2 separate regions of the Mus musculus genome follow, and region 1 is linked to region 2. The links are chromatin loops, found by intact Hi-C in ENCODE. Cell type or tissue: left cerebral cortex. All regions are shown on one strand. Links, peaks and the distances in the headings refer to the core of each region. The heading gives the core; the rest is flanking DNA.

Region 1 (5,877 bases), core at 466-5,465, 270 kb after region 2:
TCTTGTCATGGCAAACATATTTTTCTCCCTTCTGATGCTTCAGATCAAACCCAGGGCTTCATGAATGCCAAGAAGGGTGTCCTATAACTGAGCCCCTCCCTAAGTCCCATCCCTAAGGAGACTTGTCAGACATCACACTGATAATATTCAAAACTCTATACTGTACTTTATGCACCAGGAAACATGTACAACTGTTTCATAAGTTCTAATCATATAGTTATCAGTAATACTTCCAAATACCTAACATGCTTGATACTGTTCACAGATTTCTATTACCGCTCAAAAATATATGCATGTCTACAAAAATAATTACAGAACCCATAAACTAGCATCACTATTACTTAAACAGAATCCTCAACCTTGTCTATAGCTAATGAGATCATTTTAGCATTTCTAGAATAGTTTACTGATTGAAATATAACATTAATATCAACTATTTAAGAAAAGGGAGCTGGGCGGTGGTGGCGCATGCCTTTAATCCCAGCACTTGGGAGGCAAAGGCAGGCGGATTTCTGAGTTTGAGGCCAGCCTGGTCTACAAAAGTAAGTTCCAGAACAGTCAGGGCTACACAGAGAAACCCTGCCTCAAAAACCCCACCCCCACCCCCCAAAAAGAAAAGGGACAAGTTTCAAATTTTTACCACTAGTATTTAACTGTAATTTCTATTTTATGAATACTTTAAAGAAATTTATAATTTGACGGGACCAGAGAGATTATTCAGTGATTAAGGGCACTAGACAATCTTACAGGTTTGATTGCCAGCACTTACAACTCTAACTCCAGTTCCAAGGGATCTGGTGGTGATAACAAAGTAGTATACAGATGTACATGCAGGCAAAACATCACACACATTAAAAGAAAAAAAAAAGGGCCCCTCAATAGATGTCGCCATGGTTGGCCTTAAACTTATGATCCTCTTGAGGCTGGGATTACAGGCACGTACTGCCAAGGTGTCTGTCAACTCTCCTAAACCTGTGTGTGTTTGTGATTTTGTCTTCTGATAGTGCTGAGGATCAAGCTCAGGGTCTCGCAGATGGTAGAAAACTGCTCTACCATGGAGCTACATCCCAAGTCCTATTTTTATTACTGATCATAACCATTATAAAGAAATTAATGGCCTACAGATCTGAAGAAAGAATAAAAGTAGCATAACCTCATGATCTAGCTTGTGAATAAAGAGAATAATTCAGATAAGAACTTTACACAAAGATAATTTCATTTAAGAAAAAAATGAATAAATGTTTTTGGTATTTATGTCCAATAAGCAGTATTTAAAATGTTTTTTAAAAATCAAGGAGAAATACATTTTTTAGCTATTGCAGGGTCATCTAAAGAGTGGTGTCTAGAGAGCAGAGCACACGCCTGTACTCCTAGTACTGGGAGGCTGAGGCAGCATGGCTATGAGTTTAAAGCTATCTTGAGTTACAAAATCACAATGAGTTATAAGCCAACCCGGAGCAAGAACCTGTCTCAAAAGCCAAAACGTGAGCCTACTGGGAAAATGGAAATGACAAAATGGAGGATTCTGGAAGGATGGTTCAGCAGCTAAGAGCATCGGTGCTTTGCAGAAGACTTAGGCTCCATTTCCAGCAATCACAACAGTAGCTCACAACTGCCTGTACGTACAGATCCAGGGGATCTGATGCCTGTTTCTAGTCTCCGTGGGCACTGCATACATGTGATGTATATACATACATGTAGGTAAAAGGTTTATACACATAAAATTTTTTTAAAAAATCAAATAAATGACTAGACGTGGTGGCGCACACCTTTAATCCCAGCACTTGGGAGGCAGAGGCAGGTGGATTTCTGAGTTCGAGGCCAGCCTGGTCTACAAAGTGAGCTCCAGGACAGCCAGGGCTACACAGAGAAACCCTGTCTCGAAAAACCAATAAATCAATCAATCAATCAATCATATACTTGAAAGTAAATGTCATACGGGAAAACACATAGGACTTTAGATAACAGGACACATACTTCTCAAGTGTTAAGGGTAACAAGGAAGTTTGAGAGTAATAGTATTCAAGGAAGACAGCTCTGAGAAGCACATGGCAGAGAAACCTGGATTCATCTATCTCAGACTGTCAGGAATCTAAGGCTCATCATTTAGATCCACAGCAATTGGAACTTTGCTAAGTACTGTGAAACTTGATAACCTTAGCTTAAAAATATATACACAATATAGGCCAATGACATGGCTCAGTAGGTAAAGGCACTTTAACGCCAAGCCTGACGACTTGATCTCTGGGAACCTACATGGTGGAAAGAGAATTGACTCTCACAAGTTTTTCTCTCGCATCCACATGTGTGCTATGGTACATACACGTCCACATACATACATATACACACAAACAAATGTGTGTAACAAAACATTTAAAAAGAACACTTATTGATTTCTAAGTTCCTTTCACCTTTAAAAATAATAAACAGAGAAAAACTTGAAGAACTTCTTTAACTCTAGTCACTTAAAGTAACTGACCACATTTAACTTTCCTCATCATACAGATTTTGGCAAGACAGTCTCTCAATAATTCCTAGCCCTCACTTCTTCAAGGACATATTTTGGAAAACAACTCATAAGACGCTCAGAGAATCATTTGCCCCATGCAGGGTACATACACACAACCTCGGCTACTTAGGAAGCTGAGGCAGGAGAACCACTTGAGCACAGACCAGCCTGGCTAACACTGGGGCCAGCACAGAACTCATCTGACTCACTCGCACCATCGGAAGGTCATGCTATGAGGAGTTTATTAACAAAAGATGGCTCATAGGTGACACCTACTGCTGAAACCGGAGATTTAGCACATGTAGGAACCACAGGAAATACAGGGGTAAAAAGTTAAAACAAGCAAAGGAAAACTGAACAGAAAAACGTATTTACTTCTCAACCCACAACATAGCTCAGACACACAGAACTAACCCTATCGTCCTTGCTCTGAACTTTGACATGGTTAAGTATTTTAGTTTCTATTTAAGAATCCGAAGACGAACAGAATCCACAGTTAGAAATTATTACCTGAACAAAATGAAGCCAAGTGACTCCACTGCTGCTCTTCTGACATCATCATTGACATCACTTACCTAGGGGGAAATTTAGGGTGATTAGAACACACATTTCATTAATAAGCTGATACAAACTCCCCATCATTAAATATAAATTAGGCTTTATTTAATAGTATTTCTTCATTAAGTCTTTTTCCTTACAATGTATATCAAAATAAACTATATAACTTAAGTATATACAGTAAATAAACTTAAAAAATAATGATACATGTAGATTTTTAAAAGTCTTTCCTGGGGGCTGGAGAGATGGCTCAGCGGTTAGGAGCACTGACTGCTCTTCCAGAGGTCCTGAGTTCAAATCCCATTAACCACATGGTGGCTCACAACCATCTGTAATGAGATCTGACGCCCTCTTCTGGTGAGTCTGAAGAGAGCTACAGTGTACTTATATATATATAATAAATTAAAAAAAAAAAAGTTTTCCTGGCACACCGTTAATCCCAGCACTAAGAAAGCAGAAGGAGGTGCATCTCTGTGAACTTGAGGTAAATATTATCTTCATATGAAGTTCAAAACCAGCCAGGGTTACATAGTGAGATCCTGCCTCAAAAAATAAAAATAAAAACAACCACAAAACCCTCCTTTCCTTAACTTAGGGGAAAAAAATTATAGAATTCTACTTTGAAGCTTCTTAGATGCCTTTGTAGCATGGTGAAATTTAAGGTTCAGAACTACTTAAGAATAATTCAGTTGCAGCTTTCATGAGTTCTAAGAGTTATAAGGAATATCAAACATTTCTTCAATGTTGTTTCCATACAATATGCTCTAAGACGAAGGAAAATACAAATGGTCACAATATAATTCCTACTATACTATGCTGACTGTGGTGGTTTGAGTGAAAATGGTCCCCATAGGCTCATAGAGAGTGGCACTATTGGGAAGTGTGGCCTTGTCAGAAGAAGTATGTCACTGGGGTTGGGCTTTGGGGTTTGAGAAGGCCAAGCCAGGTGCAGTGTCACTCTTTCTCAATGCTGCCTGCAAGAGAGAACTCTCAGCTCCCTTTCCAGCACCGTATCTGCCTGCATGCCGCCATGCTCCCTGCCATGATGATAACGGACTAATCCTCTGAAATTGTAAGCCAGCCACAATTAAAAGCTTTCCTTTATAAGAGTTGCTATTGCCATGATGTCTCTTCATAGCAATAAAACCCTAACTAAGACAATGACCATGCACAAACTCTAATCAATAATGTGAGACAAGTGTGTCTCTTGAAAGAAGAGGTAAGCATCAATTTCAAACCTTTCTACACTGGAAGTGATGTTATTTTTCCTTTTCCCATTGTGATAGGAATTCACTAAGTTATATGTGGAATGAAAACTACTTGAACTGGCAACATTCTCACTAAACTATGAAATCAAAAAGACTGTGAAAAAGCCTGCTGGAAAGCATGGGCATCAGGCTTTCTGTGCAGATTTCTTGAAATAGACCATGTTCCTGTCAGTGGGACTAAAGTTAATTTCACTGGCTAGAAAACGTGGTTTCTTGATATGCCTATCTTAGGATGATCAAATATTCTCACCTGATCTTGTCTCTTACAAACAAGAATGCCCCTTGGGGTAGTTTCAGAAATTACACTTGACTGATTTTGAAGACTATGCATGCTGACATAGTACTGTTCTATTTCATTCTAAAAACCGACCGCTGAATTATGGACTTCTGTGTCCAATGAATAAGAATCTGAACTTGAGACCACTGACAATGGTCATACATATAAATGTATATATGATGGTCATATATACAATGTACATAACCTATACCTCTTTGTGGTGGTTTGAATAGGTATGCTCCCACAGACTCATGTGTTTGAATGCCTGGCCCATAGCAGGTAGCATCCTTAGGAAGTGTGGCCTTGTTGGAGGAAGTGTGCCACTGTGGGAGGTGGGCTTGGGGTTCTCTGATGCTCAAGCTATGCCAGAGTAGTACAGTCTCTCCTTGCTGCCTGCAGATTAAGATGTAGAACTCTAATTCTGAGCTCTGTCTCTAGCACCATGCTCGCCTGAATGCTGCCAAGCTTCCCACCATAAAGACAATGGACTAAACCTCTAAAACTGTAAGCCAGCCCCAATTAAATGTTGTCTTTTATAAGAGCTGCTGTGGTCATGGTGACCCTTCACGCAATGAAACCCTAACTAAGACATCTATACTGTCCACCTGCAAACTTCCCCTTCCCTCCTGAAAAAGATTAGAGTACTTACAGCAACATGTAGCAGGCGCCGAATGGCTTTGTTGTTACCAGAGCCACAATAAGCCATGGCTACAGTATACATTCCAGATCTTCTAAGAATTGGGTCCTAAGAAAGAATAATTCCCATTATTCCTCAAAAGTGACTGCTGCTGGGCACTGTGAAGCAAGCCTGTAGTCCTAACTTCCTGGAGGCTCAACTGGGAGGTCTGAGTCCAGTTGTTACAGAAAAGCCTGGGAAATACAGTAAACCCCACTCTGAACACAAACATCTCACTCCACCCCACCCCCAAATAGCAATAAACCAAAATAATAACTTATTGAATAATAGACAGGCTCCTTTAATGGAGAAATCATAAACTTTAAAATAATTCATTTATTAATGATAATGCTCAAAGTGAATGGGAAAAATGAACCCTCAATAAAGAAGGAATTGTTCTAACAGTCTCTGCAATTATTTCTATCCTGCCTTATATTTTCTGGGAAGTCAAGTTACTATCAATAGAACCAGCTATATGAAATCAACTCCCACTTTGGAAATAAAAACCAAATAAGACAGGTAATATTTCCATATTCTTTCTTTTTTTCTTATTTTTGGTTTTTCAAGACAGGGTTTCTCTGTGTAGCCC
Region 2 (5,877 bases), core at 438-5,437:
CTAGAAATTCTTCAGGATCACTGGGATTACAGACATATGTTACTGTGCTTGGTTGTTTTGAATCTCTCTCTCACTCACTCATTCATTCATATAGGATCTTGTCTGGAACTCAGTCACTCAGGTTGTTAATTCAGGCTTCAAATTCATGATAATCCTCCTGCATTATCCTTTCAAATGCTGTGATTATAGGTATGAGCTACCATGCCTAACTTTTTTTTTTTTGTACCTTATGTGGTATATTTATAACTGATTTTTTCAATTAGTTCTTGCTGAAATCCAGGTGCAGAGAAACACACCTGAATTCCAATGGTCAGAAGGCAGAGGCAGAAACACAATTTCCAGGTGCCTTAATTATAGAACCCTGCCCAGGGATGGCACAACCCACACTGATCACTAATTGAGGAAATTCTTTACAGCTGGATCTCAGGGAGGCATTTCCTCAGTAGAGGATCCTTTCTCTCTGATGACTCTAGCTTCTGTCAAGTTGACAGAGAAAACCATCAGTAGACCAAGCCAACCTGGGCTACCTAACAAGACCATGTCAGAAAGAAAAAAAAATGGCTGAGTTGTGTTATCAGATGCTACAACTAAGAGAGAAGCACATTTAAATAAACAGTAGGACCTTTAACGTGGGGAACTGACTTAGAGATTTTGTTATTCTTTGCCAGATGACTCTGCAGATAAAGTGCTTACATTGAAAGTATGAGGACTCAAGTTCAGATCCCTGATATCCCTGTAAAGAGCATGAGGTGGGCAGCACAAAAACTGTAACCCCAGTACTTGGGGTAGGGTTGGGGGGTGGGGGGGCAGAAACAGGAAGATCTCTGGCATATGCTTCCCAGCCTATCTAACCATAAAAGGTGAGATTCAGTAAGAGATCCTGCTCAAAACATAAGGTAGAGAAGGGCTGGGGAAGTTGGTTAGTGCCTGCCTGGCATGCACAAAGTCAAGATTAATCTCCGGAGCAACATAAACCATAAGTAGTAGCACACGCTTGAAATACAAGCACTTGGGAGAGGCAAAAGAATCAGAAGTTCAAGGACACTCTGGGATACATGAGATTGTTAAAAAAAAAAAAAAAGGTAGTGATAGAAAAAGACACCCCGGATTAACCTGTTGCCTCTACATTTGAACTCAGGCATACCTCCCCCCACATACATACACATCCAATCTCCTATTAGCTCTGTAACTGGCCAAGTTAACTCAATGCCAGTGGTTCTCAGCCTTCATAAGACTGTGACCCTTTAATACAGTTTCTCATGTGGTGGTGACCCCCAACCATAAAATGTTTTATTGCTACTTCATAACTAATTTTGCTGCTGTGAATTGCAATGTATGCAGGATATCTGATATATGACCCCTATAAAAGGGTATTGACCTCAAAGGGGTTGAGACCCACACGTTGAGAACTGCTGCTCTTTGCCCTCATGTCTGTGAGCAGCGATGCTTTTAGTCTATTTTGAATACATTTATTAATTTAAAATTTCTAAAGAGCTGAAATAGAACCTGGTACTTGGCTCTATTTGTATAATAACTGGACAGTTACTGATCTTGGTTTTGTGCATACCAGACAGGCACTAACATCCTCACACCACCTCTATCTTATTTTTTTGAGCAGGGTCACCTTTCATGGCTAGACAGGCTGGTTAGCAGATGCCAGGGATCCTCCTGTCCTTGCTCCCTGTAACCCCCAGTGCTGGAGTTGTTAGTTATATGCTGCCACCCCATGCTTTCTACAGGGATATTGGGGATCCAATATGATATGGTTATATTCAATTATAATTTGTATAAGCATCACACATGGATTAGGTGTTGATTCCACAGAAACACCAAATCCTGCAAGCTGTCCCTGCTGCTGGTGCACTCAAACTTCTGTTCACTCCAGTTAGCAAGTAATTTCCAACACTATCATATGCCAGGCAATGCTTTAGGTACCAAGAATAAAGCAGACAACAGTCTGTGCTGTCTGGGGAAGGGGCAAATGAACAATAAATGGCCAAGAAAAGTACTAGGCAGCTGATATCTGAGAGTGTAACTAACCTTGGGTGCAAGCAGAGGTCTCTTAGTGGCACTGTACACCAGAGGGCTGAGGATAGCCCATACAGATAGATTGGATTGACAAAGGAAGCCATGTCACCCAAGTCATTTCACACTCACAGCTCATCTTCTTGTCTCCTCCCGAATGCCTTTAGCTTGCTCTGCTTGGAAATATCTAGAGTCTTCCTCACACCACCCTTCCTACCTCTCTACCCAAGAGTCTCCCTTGGTTCCATAATATACAGTACAAGGTGTGACCGGTCTCGCTATAAAGACAATGCCCCCACACCACAACTCGGGTTCGCCATCTCCTGCCCTGACAAGAGCGCACTGGTGTGTAGCTGTGGCTGCCCTCCACCGCGTTGGGAAGGCCGTAGTAAGTAAGCATCACACAGTGACTATTTCTACTTATCTCCAAAGGCCCGAGTTCAGATAAAAAAACTTGGGGACTCAACACATCCCACTCGCATTAAAATCTCCCGAGGTTGAAGTCAGGTATGATGGCATATGACTTTAATCACAGCACTAGGGAGGCAGGGGGATCTCTGAGTTCAAGGCCAGCCTGGACTACAGCGTGAGTCCCAGGGCAGCCAGGAATACACAGAGAAAACCTGTCTCATAAAATAACATCTCCTAGGTCGGGCCAGGCGTGCCGATACAGGTCGAGGCTAACATGGTCTACATGTGTGCTCTAGGACAGTAAAGAATAAAGTCCTATCTCAACTCCGGACGAAAACTCCACAGGTCATTTCTAGTGGATGTTGTTAGCTGATGAAGGGCGCCTGTGTGCTATGCTTGGAACCAGTTGGTTGCAATCCATTTAAAGCAACGCCAGACAACTCTCTCGTTCCCCCCGCCATGGAGGGAACCTGTGAGCGTGGTCACAGGCGGGCCGAGTACTTCTCCCCACCACACCAGGAAGTCACCTCTCTGAACCTGGAGTTATACCTACCGCGAGAGGTCACCGACATTACATGGATCGCTTGTGCACTGCTCGTACACACACACACGCACAACTGCTTTTATTAGGAGCTCTCAGGAAAGCGGGGACTCGCATCATAGCCAAGAAGCCGTTCGCGACTCCGCGGAGAACAGGCCGAGGCCCGCTCATCAGCCCGAGGGAACCCTAGGCCTTCCGGCGTTCTTCAGCAGGACCACGCGGCGCGGGGGAAAGCACCGAGAAACGCCCAGACCACCTGAGCATCGCCGCCCATGCTGCCTCGGAACACCTGAGGGAATCCGGGCCACGCCGCCACCTACCCGCGCCTCACACACAAGCCGCGCCAAACTCGCCCGTCCCACTGCGCAGGCGTGGGGAGAGCCCGGCGCTCAGGAGCATTCAAAGGACCCGCACACTGACCAGTCAACGTCCGCCTGGGCCCAAACGAGTCCCGCCCTCAGGAGCAGACGTCAGGCCCCGCCCCTAAGAGCCCCGCCCTCGTCAAGCCTTAGGCCCGCCTCACGCTGCCCCGCGTTAAGGCTCGCGGTTGGCTCCGGGGACGGACGCGAGCTCTGGTTGGTGGAGCCGAAGTCACGAGGACCCCCTTCGTCGCCTTTCCAGAGGCGATTACTGGGCAGGCTCAGTCTTTTGCCTCAGACGCTAGCTGTAGCTGGCAGGCGGTTGTACGTGCTCCAGAGTCGTCGGTACCCGCTACTGCAGTCGCTTTCGTGTGGCTTCCGCTGAGCTCTTCCGAGCTGCTCGCTCTCCACACGCGCCGCCGCCGTAATCCGCCACCATGGTGAAGCTCGCAAAGGTAAGAGGCCTTGGCGCGCCGACGCGGACGACTAGGCCCCTGCTTTCGGAGGGACGCGCGCGCGCCCGCCCGTCCGTCGCGGAGGGGAGGAGGGCTTGCGCGCAATCCCGGGCGCGTTCGAGGGCGCCATGCTGGGGGGGAAAGTCTCGCGCGACTAGCGGGAGGTCTCGCGGTGCTTGCCCTCTGACTTAGGGGGATGAGAAGAGCGGAGGCAGGTTTCCGGGAGGGCGATATCGAGGGTTCGGATGTAGCGGGCGGGAGGGGACGGTGTGAGGAGAGATCGGAGGAGCTGAGAGCGGATAGGGGCACGGCGTGGGAAGAGAGGGCCAACCTTAGGCGGCGAGCGGTCCCGGGGCCCCGCCTCCCCGCGCACGTGCTCTGGTGCGCGGCCCGCCACGTGCTCTGCGGAGCCCCGCACGTGTCGCGCGACCCGGGGCAGTGGGGGAGTGTCTGTAGTACCCCGGAAAGGGGGACGGCAGCGTGGGGATGGATGGGTGGCCCGGCGATCTGCTGTCTCTGCCGGTGACCGGGATGGACACGTGGTGGACCCCTGAGGTGGCGGCGTGGTGACTCCACGTGGTGGGGCTGGAAGCGAGAGAAAGTGGGAAGCAGTTGGGTTACGTGGTGCTGCTTTAAGAGGTGATTTCGAGATACCCCCTTCCCCAGCAAATAACTTAAAGGGATCCCTTTAACTGGGTTTTTTTTTTTTTTTTTTTTTTTTTTTTGTGGAAGATGCCAGAAAATAGATGGCCACGACTAGGAGACTTTATAACCTGTGGCTGTTTCTTGGTGTAGAGTTCTGTCTGCTCAGTTATCTGTGAGAAGGAAAAAAAAATTATGCGCGGTTCGCAGAAAAAACTGCCAGGAGAATGCCATGCCTGGCCAAGAAGAAGTCTTTATGCTTGTGTCCTTTAGTAAGAAAAAGGTGGTGGCCAAAGGCAAAGTGACTGAAAATGCGTGCAATTTTTGTGTGCGTTTGTAGGCTGGCAAAACCCACGGTGAGGCCAAGAAAATGGCTCCTCCTCCAAAGGAGGTGGAAGAGGATAGTGAAGATGAAGAAATGTCAGAAGATGAAGATGACAGCAGTGGAGAAGAGGAGGTAAGAAGCTATTTGCAGCAATAAACCGGTGGAATTGAATGTCTGGAAGTCTTAGAAATACAGGATATGTAGTAAATGGTTGAATGGCAAGCCCCTTCCTCCCTCCCTCCCTCCCTCCCTCCCTCCCTCCCTCCCTCCCTTCCTTCCTTCCTTCCTTCCTTCCTTCCTTCCTTCTGCAAGACAGTCGGCAAAACAGGGGACAGAAACAGGCAGAATTTTGAGTTCCAGGCAAGCAGGGAGTAGTACATAGTGAAACCTTGTCTCAAGACCGTTGTTATGGTCATGCTCAATCAGATTTCTTAGAAAAGCTCAGGTGCTGAGTCCAGTTTTTTTTTTTTTAAAGTATTGAAAGCCATGTCTCCTTATTTCAGGGTTTAATGTTTATCTTTGTGTGTGCGCGCACCCATTAAGCATGCTTGGTACCCTCATACTAGAATGTACTTGGATCCCCTGGAACTGGAGTTAAAGCCACATGTGAATGTTACATGTTACAAGAGTAACACATGTGCTTAACTTTTGAGTCATCTCTCCAGTTCTTGGTTGTTTGTTTTTTTTTTTTTAAGCCTATCTAATGTCCATTTTCTTGTGCTCAAAGTTAGTCTCTTAATGTAGCATTGGGTATAAAGGAATGCTTATGATTTGTTTGCTTTCAAGGTTGTCATCCCTCAGAAAAAAGGCAAAAAGGCTACCACAACCCCAGCAAAGAAGGTGGTTGTTTCACAAACAAAAAAGGCTGCAGTTCCCACACCAGCTAAGAAAGCAGCTGTGACCCCAGGCAAAAAGGCAGTAGCCACACCAGCTAAGAAAAACATTACACCAGCCAAAGTCATTCCAACACCGGGTAAGAAGGGAGCTGCACAAGCAAAAGCGTTGGTACCAACTCCTGGTAAAAAGGGAGCTGCCACTCCAGCTAAGGGGGCTAAGAACGGTAAGAATGCCAAGAAGGAAGACAGTGATGAGGATGAAGATGAAGAGGATGAAGATGAT

The links. Hi-C counts contacts between places; a loop is a spot of excess contacts. Peaks named below come from ENCODE experiments on the same cell type or tissue, not always from the same donor. Only the 100,000 strongest peaks of a DNase experiment are listed, where the experiment ranks them.
Region 1: it touches region 2 in a loop (4-fold over the local background); 6 of 42 quality-filtered maps call a loop at or near these places.

What each region holds. Positions count from the first base shown.
Region 1 is chr1:86,091,483-86,097,359 of GRCm38, reverse strand. Psmd1 (proteasome (prosome, macropain) 26S subunit, non-ATPase, 1) reads right to left here. Exons shown (of 25, transcript NM_027357.2): 15 at 5,262-5,357; 16 at 3,020-3,084. Among named protein-coding and RNA genes, the nearest start is that of Gm22786, 7.1 kb to the right of the region's middle. In left cerebral cortex, for the core only: CTCF peaks have their summits at 3,418 (motif pointing left) and 4,641; no DNase peak of the experiment used is centred there.
Region 2 is chr1:86,357,120-86,362,996 of GRCm38, reverse strand. Ncl (nucleolin) reads left to right here and starts at 3,542. Exons shown (of 14, transcript NM_010880.3): 1 at 3,542-3,791; 2 at 4,774-4,890; 3 at 5,545-5,877. The coding sequence starts at 3,774. It overlaps C130036L24Rik (RIKEN cDNA C130036L24 gene), which reads right to left and starts at 3,413. Exons shown (of 2, transcript NR_015507.3): 1 at 2,990-3,413. In left cerebral cortex, for the core only: a CTCF peak has its summit at 3,331; DNase peaks (open chromatin) are centred at 3,482 and 3,907; H3K4me3 peaks cover 2,566 bases; H3K27ac peaks cover 1,548 bases.